Linked DNA regions of Mus musculus: regions 2 and 3 are each linked to region 1. A link is a loop called in an ENCODE intact Hi-C map of the cell type or tissue named here. Cell type or tissue: left cerebral cortex. All regions are shown on one strand.

Region 1 (5,000 bases):
TACCATTTGACGTTCATGAGTAGATGGTCCCTCTTACTCTGAAAAGGAAAATCTAACAGCGTTAGGAACAGGTTTCAGGTGCCTGCAAGTGCACATCATACCTACGACCAAAAGCCCTGCAACGGTGGACAGGCAGGCAGCAGGAACAGGACTAACAGCAGAATCCCCTGCCCCAGGCCCCAGGCCCTCAGATCGGAACCCTGCTGCAACCCTGCAACTGCTCATCTCAGAGACAAGACACCTAGGTCTTGAAGCTTCTCAGTGTGACTAATTCATTATTACATTTTCCCTTAATGGTAATAAAGATCACTACATTAGAACGTACTTCTACCTTAATCCTTAACCATTTTGGTAAATAATAATAGCCAGAGCACATTACTGAGGCATATTAAAAGTAACAAGCTAGAAAGAACTTACCCAGAGACACCTGACAGTCTCTTCCCCTCCAAGGTTTGCCTGTCACAAACTGTCTCAAATTCTCCCTTCACTGTGGGCCACAGAACTGTATGGAAGTCACTGCTGCATGCCAAAATGATGAAGCACACCACGCACAGTAGGTGGTGATGAGAATGTACACACAACAATAGGACCTGCCTCATTTACCTCTGATCCCAGAATAGAATAGCTTATGCATTACTGCTGGAAAAGAAACAAAACAAAACAAAGACCCTCCTGTCCATCATTGTCCTAGAAACTAAGCATATAAAAGTTAACTTTGTTTTCTCCTCAATCACTAGCTAAGACAGTGGCCATTGCCTCTTCTGTTTGAAGGCTACAGGGTACAGTCTGGAGTCAACTACTTGTATGTTAGGTTGTGAGACAGCTCAACCCAGGGAGCCCTTCTGTTTCATGACTACCTGAGGTAAGGCAGTAATGTCCCTCTGGATAGCTTCTAACTTCTCAGAAGCTCAATGGCCACAAATATAGTGGCCAAAGCTCAAAAAACGCCTCATATTTGTAAAGAAGACAGATGAATTCTGAAGTACACCAGGGACCATCATTAATAAAGGAAGACATATCTTGGTTTACTGAAGGGACCAATCTAGTCTGCATTACAGGACCAGCAAGGGCAGGCAAAAACTGCCTTAAATGTCAATATAACTGAGAATGCAGAGTATTGTCCCACAGTACATACCACACAACCCACGATTCTTTGCATCAACTATTAAACAAGCATGGCTATAGGAAAAGGGCACTGCCTATGGGCTCACATTAAGCAGACCATGCACACAAAGGATAGGCACGATGTATAGGCCTTAGGTTTTAGCATTCATATTTTTACTCTGAAAAGTTTACTGGAAAAAACATTAGTCTGTACTGTTTATTCTACAGAAGAAACATTGATGACAAACAGTATGAGAAGGTCACAGAAAAAGTGCTGAAGTCATTGTTCAAAGAAAGGAGCAGCCCCCTTCTGTGGGAGACCATGACACAGCTGTGTATCCTGAGGGAAGATGGGAGAGATGCTTTCTCAGCAAAAGTAGAGACCAGAAAGACAGATGGAGTCGGATACCAGCATGTAGCACAGAACACTCCATGTTCGTGCTGAGAAGTTGTTGAACCCTAGCCGCTGTCTGACCACTGGGGTTTGTTTGTTTGTTTTTAACTCAGCTATGACCACAGACAAAGGGACTCACAGGTAGGATGTACCAGGCATGGCAAGCGCAGCTAAAGCAGCCAAAGAACAGAACACGTGACCACACCTGGCAGAAGGCTCAGTCTGCCAAGACCCACGAGAAACACTTGTCCTTCCATTTTATCCCGAGGGGAGAAACTTAAGACCATGACTGAGACAGTCACAAGCTCACCACGTTTGCAGCGCTGACACATGCCTGATGACTCCGTCCCCTTGCCACTGTTAAATGCTGCACCTTCCCTAAGCAATGGCAGGAAAAATGTCTTTAAACATTGCTAACTACGTGTGTGTGGACAAAATGAAGTCAAAGTACTTGAAAAACATAGACTTAAAAGATTTGTATCTGTTTTATTTAGGGTTTAAACACTAACAAAACAAAAAACAACAGCCAGAATGATCACATGAAACCTGGCCCAAGCACTATGGAACAAAGGACACAGTTCGCTAGACAACACAGGAAAGCCTGTCACCATGGACCCCCAATGTCACACCATGTGTGTGGCTCTGGCCACGCTCTAAGATTCTGGGTTTTGTCCTGGAAAATGAGAATAATTTAAAGAACTTGTAAGAATGGAAAGAGAGCACCTGAAAGCAGGTGACTGCTTAAGGAAAGGCCCATCGTCTGTCAGGAACCTGTGTGGAGAGGCTGGAGCCGGTCTCCCTGCAGATCCCGAGAGCTCTGTGGAAGGGGTGGCGCTGACCTCCAGCAACCTTTCCAGGCTCACAATGATGAGTACTTCCCAGAGCAGCTGGGAAGGCAGGTGACCAGCCGCTCCCTCAACCCGGCTCCAATATATAAGCATCCACACATTTCTGCAACACTTGTAAGACGCACGAAAACATGAACTCATCAGAAGACTCTTTGGAGTCAATGACTGGCAACTGTAAATTGTTTTTTTTTTTTTTTTTCTGAACCTAGCCAGAGATATACTGGAAACTTAGTTAGATGTGCTATTTCTACATTACTAGTTACCAACTGACGCACACATGCCCACTGATTCCATATAACAAAACAACAAAAACAAAAACAAAACACCTACTCTGGCTTGCTTATAAGCAGACCTGTAACTCTGAAAAACCTCCTAGAGCTCCTGATGCAGTCTTGCCCATTGGCCAGGGGGCGGCAGTATTGTGTCAAAAACATAAACACTTCCACAACTATAGCAAAACAAAGGTAGAGTCAAATGAAAGAAAAAGTGAAGGGATGGAAGGTCAGTCGATTCCTAGGGTCTCTCCATGTTTATAACTGTATGTCTCCCACAGAACAGGACCAACACACAAAATGTAACTACAGTGTGTCTGTCTCTTCACTGACTTTACTTAGTGTTACCATCCGAAGGGTTACATCTTCTCTGGAGGACACTGCTACTGCAGCAGGAGCTCTCAGGTCAAAGGCCACAGCACACTGGGGGTTGCTGGACATTAATAATGGGAAGGCCTCCTCTGATTCCTACTCTTTATAAGTTAACAACTTGCTCAAAAACACCAAAAACTAAAACCAAAAAATAAATCCAGGAATCATATGGCTTACCAAACTCCCTGGGTCTGAATCCTTGTTACAATGCCCTAAGCTCCAACTCTGCAAATAGCACACAGCCTCAGCTTTCCGTGCCGCCCTCACTGGCTGGGAAAACTGGGTCCATTCCTATGAAAGCTGTCGCTATTCTGCAGACACAGGCTTTCCTTTTCTCAGACTCAAGGCTCTGGAGCTGTGGGCTTCATCACTTTAAGAACTCTAAGATGGGCTGGAGAGATGGCTTAGCGGTTAAGAATACTGACTGCTCTTCCAGAGGTCCTGAGTTCAAATCCCAGCAACCACATGGTGGCTCACAACCATCTGTAATGGGATCTGATTCCCTCTTGTGTGTCTGAAGACAGCTACAGTGTACTTACATACATAAATCTAATTAATTCCAGGAGCAGATCAAGTGTTTCTAACAGTGTGCTCACTATTTATTTACTATTGATACAACTGAACACAAACATAAACCTCACATAAATTTATCACCTTCACTAAGTCCCGAACTAAGAAGAGACACTTCCAGGATGAAGGTACCCTGGGCAGTATTTCTGAAGAAAAAAAGACACAGTAGGAAGTAAAGACTTTCCCATTCACTATCTGAGATTCAGACAAAAATGAAGGTCAGGAGGTCAGACACCACAGAGCTAAGCAACCCACCAAAGACAGGTATGGCTATTTGCTGGGTTGGGCGAGGGGTGTGTGCCCACAGGCTATCACTGGACTTACTGTTCTTCAACTCTTTGTCCTGTTTCCACTGCCAAGTGCAAGCCTGCAGGTGCATGGCATGATGCTTGGCTGTGTTGTCCTTAATAGTAAAGACACATGGATGGCATATACGCAAAGAGATTTGAAATGTGAGACAAACACAGCAAAGTAAGGCCATCTGCCACTCACAGCATTCTTGACTGGCATGGTTAATACGCGGTATCTTGAGTGGCTAAAGGATAGACAGCAATGTACTTCAGCTGTGAGTGTCTGTACAGGTACCTTTGGAGGCCAGTGAGTGAGTGACCTTAACAATGGCAGTGTGAACCCATCAGCTTAAGGCCTGTACAAAATAAGTGCAAAGCAAAGGCCAATCCTGGAGCTGAGAGGGTGGTGACCTCAGCTCCACAGCATCTACAGCTTCTGACTCTCAAGTCCCCAGAGCCGCTGAGCTATGCTACTCGCTTCCCCAGGTCTCCAGTGTGCAGGGGGCCCAAGGTAAAACCTCATTACTTCCATAATGGTGGGAGCCATCCCTACCACACCCTGCCCTACCCACTTCTTATTGGTTCTGTCTCTCTGGAAGATACTGACTAATGTACTAAATTAAACACAGGCTTTGAAAAAGTCCAAACTTTGGGCTGTGAGGCTCAATTTTACAGGATAAGCAACTAAAAAGTAATTCCCATATAAATATTATGTTTACTCCAGGAGCTACAGTCATACCAGATAAACATAATCACAAATTTTCTATTTGATCCATAGAATCTCTCCCATTACAGGGAGAGAAAATGTTTTGTTCACAATCAACTTAGTAGGAAGCTGCTTGGTTTCCCTAAGTTTCCACCAAAGCTTGACTATTTTAAGAACTTCTTTTATCAAAACTCAAGCTTTAACAAGTTTAAATTTGCCATCTTATTAATAACTGAGCGGCAGTTGACAGTAATGGTGACACCCAAGTAGAGGAACAAAGAGGGAAGTCACAGGACTCCCTAACACCAGCTACGGGGTGTAAAGCAGAGGTGGAGAGTTGGGGTTCTGCCTGAGAATGGACACACAGGCTCAGACATTGGAAGGTCCGGTTCCCAGTGGGTGGATGGTTTAGGAAGGGTTAGTAGGTGTGGCCTTCTTGGAGGT
Region 2 (5,000 bases), 120 kb after region 1:
CGTTTTAAAACAAAATTTACTGGGTTGTTATTATTATTATTATTATTATTATTATTATTATTATTATTATTATTATTATTCCTTGCCTGCATGTGTGTCTGTGTGAAGGTGACAAGTCCACTGGAACTGGAGCCTCAGACACTTGTGAGCTGCCATGTGGGTCCTTCAGAAGAGCAGCCAGAGCTCGTAACACCAGCCCCACATAGGATTATCATTTGAACTCTTAATCGGTTTCTTTCCAAAGAAATGGCTGTACCTGTTATAGGTCCAACAACAATTTAATTTAACCACAGGGACTGGGTGACAGGCAGGGGCACAGGCACTCAGCTGAGCTCCCTGTGGAGCCCCTAAGCGGCCTCTCAGTCTGCTCATCTGCCCTGCCTGTGCTTGTACAGGAATCTGCAGATATTAGTGTGCTTTAACAGGCAGGCTTCCCAGCAAGAGTGATAAACTGGAATTCGATACAGCTAATAAATGCAACTGAATAGCTTTGTTTTAGCCAGTCCTGATGGCACAAGTCAACAATCCCAGCACGTAAGAGAATCGAGACAGAAGAATCAAGAGTTCAAAGCCAGCCAGAGCTATGTAAAATTCTATCACAAAAAACTAAAGCATATGGGGCTAGAGAGCTGGGCCACTGATTAAAGTAATTTCTGCTCTTCTAAAAGACCTAAATTTGGTTCTAAGCACCTATGTCAAGGCAGATCACAAGAGCCTGCAACAACAGCTGCAAGGGAGGCAACACTCTCTTCCGGCCTCCATATACATGCTGCATACACACACACACACACACACACACACACACAGACAAAAACTCATTTAGAGGCTGGAATGATGGTAAATGCACTTGCCACCAAACCTGATGACCTAAGGTAGATCCCTTGGGACACATGGGATAAGGAGAGAATTGACTCCCACCAGCTGTCTTTTGACTGCCATCATTTTCTACCTGTGGTTAGGCTTGTTATTAGACTGAACAGAGCTTTGACCTAAAAGAGTTACAACCATTTTTTTTAAGGAAAAAAAACAAATCATCCTCTCTCTCTCTCTCTCTCTCTCTCTCTGTGTTTATGTGTATTTTCTAAATAAATAAATGTATATAATAATTTTTAAAGGCTCATTTAGACTTGAAAACAGTTCTTTCCAGACAGACTTGATGGCTTACTCAGATGACTCAAAAGTACATGAGGGAGCAGGAACACAAGTTTGAAGACAGCCTAGACTGCATGCAAAGATCAAAGTGAACAGTTTAACAAAACTCTATCCCGAAATAAAATTTATAAATGGCTAAAGACATACTTCAATGCTTAAAACACTTGCCTTATATGCTGTGCAAGGCTCTAAGTTCAATCCAAAGAAGAAGGGGGGGGGGGACGAAGGGGGGATGAGGGGGAGGGGGAAAGGGAGGGGAGGGGAGGGGGAGAAGAGGAAGAAAACAGTAATAACAACAATGATGCATGGACTAGAATTCCCTGGAATATACACACCACACACCTTTAAGACTCTGAGGGAAAGATCAGGCCTATTGGCACATACATGTAATTGCAGGTATACAGGAGGCTAAGGAAAAAAGAATTCTAAGTCCAAGACCTGCCTATGCCAATATATGAGACCATTAGTTTAACCCCTAAAGGTAAATAAATTAAAGAGGAAGTGATTGGTTTAATACCTTTGAAATACTGCTGAATGTAGTGCACATAATACCTAAGGAACTCTGGAACATTTGGCACTGGAAGACATCAATCCATTGGGCATTTACAATTTCCACTCAGTTGTTGAAAATGTCAGTTTCTAGCAGAGGGTATGCCTAGTTCCTACCTAAGAAAGGCTTGCAAACACCAGCTATTCCCTTCCTTTTGCATTTGTTCCACAAATGCCCAAAAAGCAAATTCAGTTCAACTGAGCGAGTCAATAAAAATCCCAGCTTTTATATGGCAGTGTGTTTATACCAGGCAAAGTCATTCTCTAAGGTCAAATCATTATGATGTATTATCTAACAAACTTTTTAAGACAAACCAGATCACTTCTTTCCAAAACTTACATTTCCAAAAACCTGGAAAACCATGTGGGAAGATCCCAAAGCAAATACCTGGATTGTTTTTCCAAATGAAAACTTAAGAGGCAAGAGGACGAATACGCTGAGCTGCACTGCCCTCTAGAGTCTCCTTCTGATACTGTTCTTAGCCTTGAAATAATTAAACACTAATTATAAAACTCTTCTAATTACACAAGTGCTCAGTATTCTAATATTGTAGGCTGACCTTTTTAGTGGATTAGTAGTAGTTGTTATTAAAGCCTATAATATTTCAATTACTATTATTAAAGGTCAAAAATACTTGCCAAAAGAGAAAGGACTGTACCCAAAACAGAATTTTCTAATTTGCATTTCTTTTAAAAAGTTTTAAAAGAATTCAAACTGAAGCTATCCATAAAACAAAGACCACTTGGAGCATATACTAATTAGCTCCCAGAGCCAGGAGCACAAGCTCAGCCAAAAGAGCCACCGCTCCCACCAGGGAACCAGCCCCCCTTCCTCCCTCTCCCCCTCCCCCTTCCCCAGCTCTCATCAGCCCAGGCAGCTCCTCACAGCTCCTGCCTCTCCTCCTGCCAGGCAACCAGGATTCCAAAGGGATCCTGAGGAGCTAATGAGAAGCCATGGCCACTAAGACCTGTGTCAAAGCACACACTCCAAGGCCCACTTTTCCTGAGCACGCAATAAGCAACACGGTAAGGACAGGAAGTAAACAAGCTGCAATTCCTGATACTGAAGAGCTAATCAAAAGTTATTCATTAATGTTATTCATTAATGTGCACCACTGGCAGTACTGGGTGGGTGGGGCCTTGCTTGTCACAGTGAGTGACCAGGGCTTGTTTTAATCTACATTTGTCGTCCTCCTAAAAAGAAAGAAAAAAAGATTTAAAGAGAACCATCACTGCTCCTGACAGTGTTATTGTTTCTGAACAGCTATCCTAATTCTTGCCAGTGCACAAAAGAAATCTTTCAGGTGAATATGGGGAAATCATTGAGGGGCCCAGACCTTTATATTCAATACTCCAAAAAAAAAAAATTGAAATAGGAAACCAAACTAATGCTTCATACCTAAATGTCCATTTTTACTTTTGAAAATCACCTAATAAAAGTAATCTTGAAAGTGGGTAATCTTTAATCCCAGTACTGAGGAGGAAGAGGCAGGTGGATCTCTGGGTTCTCAGTTTGAGGCCAACCTGGTCTACAAAGCAAGTTCCAAGACAGCTAAGGCTATACAGAGAAGCCCCATCTCAAAAGATTAACAAAACAAAAAACAAACAAAAAAAGTAATCTGAGGTTCCACTGCAATGCAGTAGATGAGCTGAGGGAGGGAGGGAGTGTGAAAGACAAAACGCCTGCGAGCGCTACAGGTCAGCAATGACGACGGCCTGGGTTTGTAAAGTAAAGCTGTACACATGAACCTATCTACACAAGCCTGCTTTCCCACAATGACAGAATTGAGACTGGATACTCCTATAGCCAGCACTGACACACCCGTCAGCCTTCTCCAGACGGACACTTAGAGGATGCTGTGTTTATGAGCTCCATCTCCACTACATCCTAATACTGGAGATGAAATGATGTGGACTCACAGGAAGACCTGACAGTGTAACAGACTCAATAGGACTCTTCACCTTAGGCTTTTCAAGAGATTCAATGACAAGTCCAGTGTTTTCTTTTTCTTCTTTAAAAATTATTACTGGGCTGAAGTGATGGGTCAGTAGTTAAAGAGCACTGACTATTTATTCTTCCTGGTCCTGAGTTCAATTCCCAGGAACCACATGGTGGCTCACAAACATCTGTAATGGGATCTGATGCCCTCTTCTGGTGTGTCTGAAGACAGCTACAGTGTGGTCATATAAATAAAACAAATCTTTTTGTTTGTTTGTTTGTTCTTCAAGACAGGGTTTCTCTGTGTAGCCCTGGCTGTCCTGGAACTCACTTTGTAGACCAGGGTGGCCTCGAACTCAGAGATCCGCCTGCCTCTGCCTCCCAAGTGCTGAGATTAAAGGCGTGTGCCACCACCGCCCGGCAAAACAAACAAATCTTTAAAAAATAAAATTTAAATTAAAAAAAATGGGAAAAAATATTATTTCAAATCTGATGCCCTCTTCTGGAGTGGCTGAAGATAGCAACAGTGTGCTCACATACATAAAATAAATAAATCTTAAGAAAGAAAGAAAGAAAGAAAGAAAGAAAGAAAGAAAGAAAGAAAGAAAGAAAGAGATGCCTACACAGACCCTCCCTTCCCTTATCTTTGCTCCAGAAATTAGGAGCTCTGAATTTGACATGTGCAATGATGTCTCTTTTGCTTGTTTATCCTGTTCTGCCTCTGGACCATCATCACACATGGGTTCCCTCTGCCCAAAACAGACTTCCATTTTCCTCACTGTGACACCCACTTTTCAGTCAGGGTTCTCAAAAGGAACAGAAGGAATATAATTTTTACATTAAAAGGCTGTGGTCTAGATGGTACAACAATGCTATCTCCTGAAGCAAAGGACAAGAATCCAGTAACTGTTCACTCCATAGGACTGGATGCCTCAACATTCTCAGTGTCTGATGCTAGAGTTACAGAGGGTTTCCTAAAGAACTGCTGGTCTTCACTGCATGCTAGAATTCCTAAAAGTAGGTTCTAGCAGGGGAGGGGACAGAGAAGGGACGGCAGGACAGACCAGTAACAGGACAGACAGTGCCACTGAGAGTGAAGGCAAGCACAGGAAAAGCAAAGCTTCCTTCTCCCATCTTCTTTCTGTGGCATTGGGCAGCAGCCAGAAGGCATGGTCAAGCGTTAGGGTGAGTTTTCTTACCTCAAATGATCCAATTAAGGAAATCCCTCACAGTTAAGCCCAGTTGATTCCACAACTTGACAACAAAGATTAGCCACCATCCTTTGGGTCTCAAGTTAGTTCTCTCTTGCTGTGAGTCACCTAACAACCTCAGAACACCACACGCTACCAAAACTGTATCA
Region 3 (5,000 bases), 100 kb after region 1:
TATAATAGAAAGAATCTCCTAGATGCCCCTTTCATATGATCAGCATCTCAAATAACAAGCTTCCAGCAAATTAGTGTATCTTCTCTCAGCCTGTAAAAGTCTAATAAAGGTGCTGGTAAGATACTCAATGATCAAGAGCACTTGCACTAACTCTGACAACCTGAGTTCAATACTTGGGACTAACACATAGAAAAGAACTGACTTGCCAGGATGTCTTGCCAGGATGTCTTTTGACCATCCCAAGTGTACACATGGCACAGATGTGTTCCACCACAGAGTAAAATGTTAGAAGAGAAGGGGGGAAAGCCCAATAAGAAGCAAGATTTTCCACCCATGTTATAATGATGCAAACATTGGTCCTAAAGTGATTTACATAGACTCTGAGGCCCAACTTGTATCCTATTTGCAAGGACAGGCTTTTTAAGAGTTAATGAGGAGCTAGGAGTGATAGCATATGATTTTAACTCCAGCACTAGAAAAACAGAGGCAGGCAGGAAACCTGATCTACATAGTGAATCCTAAGCCAGTTAGAGCTACATAGTGAGACCCTCTCCCAAAAACACTAAACCAAAAGCAAAGAGTTAGTGAGATCCAGAAGCCACTATTAATTCAAAATCAGCTCTTGCTACTTCTGACATTTAGGCAATAGATACTCATATTGAGCAATGTAAACAGAATACAAAATTTTGAAAGCACTTTGTGCACATATTCAGTCTTCCAAATTTCTCTTATATATGACTGTGTTGCAAATTCTGCTCAAAGAAAGAGTAGTGCAATGAATTTTTTAATTTTTTTATTAGATATTTTCTTAATTTACATTTCAAATGCTATCCCGAAAGTCCCCCTATACCCTCCCCCCCCCCCCGCGCCCTGCTCCCCTCCCCACTCACTCCCACTTCTTGGCCCTGGCGTTCCCCTGTACTGGGGCATATAAAGTTTGCAAGACCAAGGAGCCTCTCTTCCCAATGATGGCCAACTAGGCCATCTTCTGCTACAAATGCAGCTAGCGACACGAGCTCTGGGGGTACTCATTAGTTCATATTGTTGTTCCACCTATAGGGTTGCAGACCCCTTCAGCTCCTTGGGTAATTTCTCTAGGTCCTCCACTGGGGGCCTTGTGTTCCATCCTATAGATGACTGTGAGCATCCACTTCTGTATTTGCCAGGCAGTGGCATAGCCAAACAAAAGACAGCTCTATCTGGGTCCTTTCGGCAAAATCTTGCTGGCATATGCAATAGTGTCTGCTTTTGGTGGCTGATTATGGGATGGACCCCCCGGTGGGGCAGTCTCTGGATGGTCCATCTTTTTGTCTTAGCGCCAAACTTTGTCTCTGCAACTCCTTTCATGGGTATTTTATTCCCTATTCTAGGGAGGAATGAAGAGTGAGATGAATTTTGTGTTCACTTTTTCCTCTATTTTCCCTGTCATAGAAGTCTATTCAAAGGCTCTTTTGACTAAAAGCTCCCGGTAGTGATCAGAGACCATTCCAAGCCTACCTCCACATCACTCAAAGCAAAGGCTTTGCCTTATACCTAATTGATAGGCGTTTGCAATTAAGGCATCTGCAGAAGAAAATAAGAGTTAATATAGGGGGCTGGAGAGATGGCTTAGTGGTTAAGAGCACTGACTGTTCTTCCAAAGGTCCTGAGTTCAATTCCCAGCAACCATATGGTGGCTCACAACCATCTGTAATGGGATCTGAGGCCCTCTTCTGTTGTATCGGAAGACAACTACAGTGTACTCATATAGATAAAATAAATAAACAAATCTTTAAAAAAAAAAAAAAAGAGCTAATATAACAAAACTACACATTTTTCAGGAGTTTTAGCACACAACAAAGACTGTTGCATGGTATGAGTGAAACAGTGCTAGGTATGCCCAGCCTCACGAGACTTGCTATCCACGACTGCTCTCAGCACTGCACAGGGCAGCACTTGATGCCTACAGTATCTCCTTCTGGCCACATCAGGTATCACTTCCTTTTGCACTAAGCTCCACTCCACACCATATCCAGTTCCTGGTTTCCTAACAACCTTCACCTATCATCAAAACAACCCTGTCAAGTTGAATACCATTAAGAGATAATGAGAGGAGACTGCAGATGCAGCTAGGAGCAAAGCATTCCATACTCTACAGGCCTCAGCATGCAGCCAAGTGAGCTGGCATCTGACTTTATCCTAGCAGTTATAATTAAATCCAAAGTCTACTAAACTAACATTAAAGCTATGACCAGGAACTGCCCACAGGGAAAATACGAAGCACACTCTGTCAACAGCTAAACAGGGCCCATGTTATTAAAGACTCTCAACTTCCTACTACTGCTCCATGTCTATCCTCTCCACACACTGCTCTGCCGTAGCAAAGAAGAATCTTAACTGCATCTTAGAAAGACGGGAGGTTTGGCTACTCCTCAAGACCAGGAAAGAGGAAGAAAGGTTATATTATTTAATGTAACATTTTAAACGATGGCCAACAACATCATCAACAACCACTAACTAGGGAAGACAGTGAAACTTTGTAATCCCAGCATTTGGAAGATGAGAGAAAGAGAACCACAAGGTCAAGGTTAACCTGGACTTCATGAACTCCTGTAGGGGGAAAAAAAACAAAACAAACAAACAAACAAACAAAAAAAAAACCTAGAAAAACAAAATACCCAAGTCAAGCAAGCACACATTAACTGAATCAGTTCTCTAGTACCAGTCAGTAAGGGAAATTTTGAAAAAATATTACTACGTAGAATATGGACTTATTCTCAAGTATGGTAGCATAGGCCTTTAATTTTAGCACTAAGGAGGCAGAAGCAGTCACATCTCTCTGAATTTCAGGCCAGCCTGGTGTCATAGCAAATTCCAGGACAGCCATGGCTAAAGATACCTTGTTTCAAAAAATATAAACAAACAAACAAACTCGGCAGTGCTAACTTTAAAAATGAGTAAAAGGGAAAAAATAAAGAAGCCAGGAATGGTGACACATATCTGTAGTCCCAACTCTTTGAAGGAAGAGGCAAAAGGAACTCTGCAAGTTCAAGCCCAGTCTGTGCTATAAGGTGAGACTTGTTTCTCAATTAATTAATTAACTAATTTTAAGGGGAAAGATCATTATTTACTGTAAGTATTTTCCCCAGATTAAGAGATCATGTCTTCAATTTGAACGCTGAATTGCTTCTATGTGTATAAGTCCGCCAGGCACCCACAGAAACCAGGAAAGTCAGGTGCTCTGAAGGTAGAGGCCCAGCAGTTATGGGCTACGCTATGTAAGTCCTAGGGACTAACCCAGGTCCTCTGCAAGAGCAGTAAGTGTTCCCAATCACTGAGCCATCTCTCCAGCCCCTTAACACCTTTTTTCTTTTTAAACCTAGAAAAGTTGTATATACTTTATGAAATAAAATGTATTAAGTTGCTAGGCAGTAGTGGTGCAGGCCTTTAATCTCAGCACTAAGGAGGCAAAGGCAGGCAGATTTTTTAGTTTGAGGTCAGCCTGGTCTACAGCGAAAGTTCAAGGACAACCAAGGATGCATAAAGATGCCCTATCTCAAAACAAAGCAAAACAAAACAAAACAAGAAATTTTAAGTTTTTCTAATATATGGTCTTATGGCCACATATTAGTTAAGTTTATATAAATTAGCTTTCTTCTTTCCAAGCTACCAAAATGTCACCAACTTGGAAAATCTTAACAGTTTTCAAAAAAACAAAAACAAAACACAAAACTGTATTTCTTTTTGAAGTTCTTTTAGACTTTTTTTTTTTTAATTAAAATGTTATAACTTCCTATAAAAGAAACTAAACAGCTCTATTCAATGGCTTAAAGTCTCTCCAGGTTCTCTTCTCCATTTGTGAATCTGCATACATCTCTATGACCGTGCATGCTCATTTGTCCAATGGTTCATTCTGTTGATTTTTATTTCACAGAAATTAAATCCTACTGTTTATAGCAACTTGTTCTTCTCACTTTACACCTAGCCATCAACACCACATTCCTGATCACAACTGCACAGAATTTTACAGTGTGGGCGTACAGTAATTAGGAAATTCCTTCCTGAGGCTGTTAACACAGAGTTTCTGGATTTGTTTTTCCTGTTATAAATACTCTTACAACAAACTTCCATGAGAAGTCTTGTTTTGGTGCACAAATGTATTCTCTAGAGGGAAAACTAGGAACTCTTAGCTCACCTTGCTAGTCAGAGCTTAAAGGCTGGGCCAGCCACAGTAGGTGCTGTTGGCACAGCCTACTGGCTGTGGGACTCTCCTCAGTCTCTTTCCTCTCTAAAGCTATCTTCTGACTACCCCTCCTAATATACCTAGTCCTAGACATACTAGCCTTGCCTCAACACATTCTGCTATCTCTTATGAGTGGAAAAGATTCACTATAAGCTGCTTTCGTGTTAAATTCCAAAATTTTATTTTTCCATTTAACTCCCACGTACAAAAGCTAAGATTGCTATGGACCTTCACAACCCATCCCACCCCAAATCAAAATGGTCTCTAGGTTCCAGGCTCCCCCAAAAGATTCCAGAGTTCCTGTTGTTCTAGCATTAAATGGTAACAGCACATTCTTCCTTTTTAAAAGAAAATCCTTGGTCAGACATGATAGCACACACCTTTATTCCCAGTATTTATGAGTCAGAGGCAGGTGGGTCTCTATTAGTTCAAAGCCAGCCTGGTCTACAATAATAAGTCCCAGGGAAGTCAAGACTATACAGTGAGCCTCTGCTTCTAATAAAGAACCAGGCATGGAGGGCCTTTAATCCCAGCACTCAGGAGGCAGAAGCAGGCAGATCTCTAAGTTTGAGTCCAGCCTAGTCTACAGAGTGAGTTCTAGGACAGCCAGGGTTACACAGAGAAACTCTTGTCTTGAAAAACATGCATAGATAGATAGATAAACAAACAAGCAAAAAAAACTATTATTTACATTCTAAAGTACATGTAAAATTAACTGCCTTGTTTGTTTCTATGTATCAAGTGCTACAGAACCACCTAGAAACACATGACACTATCT

What was found. A loop is a pair of places that touch in the nucleus more often than their neighbours do. Peaks named below come from ENCODE experiments on the same cell type or tissue, not always from the same donor. Only the 100,000 strongest peaks of a DNase experiment are listed, where the experiment ranks them.
Region 2: it touches region 1 in a loop (9-fold over the local background); 33 of 42 quality-filtered maps call a loop at or near these places.
Region 3: it touches region 1 in a loop (2.6-fold over the local background); 11 of 42 quality-filtered maps call a loop at or near these places.

Annotation. Positions count from the first base shown.
Region 1 is chr4:150,463,733-150,468,732 of GRCm38, reverse strand. Rere (arginine glutamic acid dipeptide (RE) repeats) reads right to left here. Exons shown (of 23, transcript NM_001085492.1): 5 at 1-38. It overlaps Gm52709 (a long non-coding RNA gene), which reads left to right and starts at 1,304. Exons shown (of 2, transcript XR_003955312.1): 1 at 1,304-5,000. In left cerebral cortex, a CTCF peak has its summit at 2,735; a DNase peak (open chromatin) is centred at 2,759.
Region 2 is chr4:150,344,645-150,349,644 of GRCm38, reverse strand. All of the region lies in intron 1 of Rere (arginine glutamic acid dipeptide (RE) repeats), which reads right to left. Among named protein-coding and RNA genes, the nearest start is that of Rere, 65 kb to the right of the region's middle. In left cerebral cortex, CTCF peaks have their summits at 2,164 (motif pointing left), 3,893 (motif pointing left) and 4,134 (motif pointing left); DNase peaks (open chromatin) are centred at 2,148 and 2,544.
Region 3 is chr4:150,364,007-150,369,006 of GRCm38, reverse strand. All of the region lies in intron 1 of Rere (arginine glutamic acid dipeptide (RE) repeats), which reads right to left. Among named protein-coding and RNA genes, the nearest start is that of Rere, 85 kb to the right of the region's middle. In left cerebral cortex, a CTCF peak has its summit at 1,948; no DNase peak of the experiment used is centred here.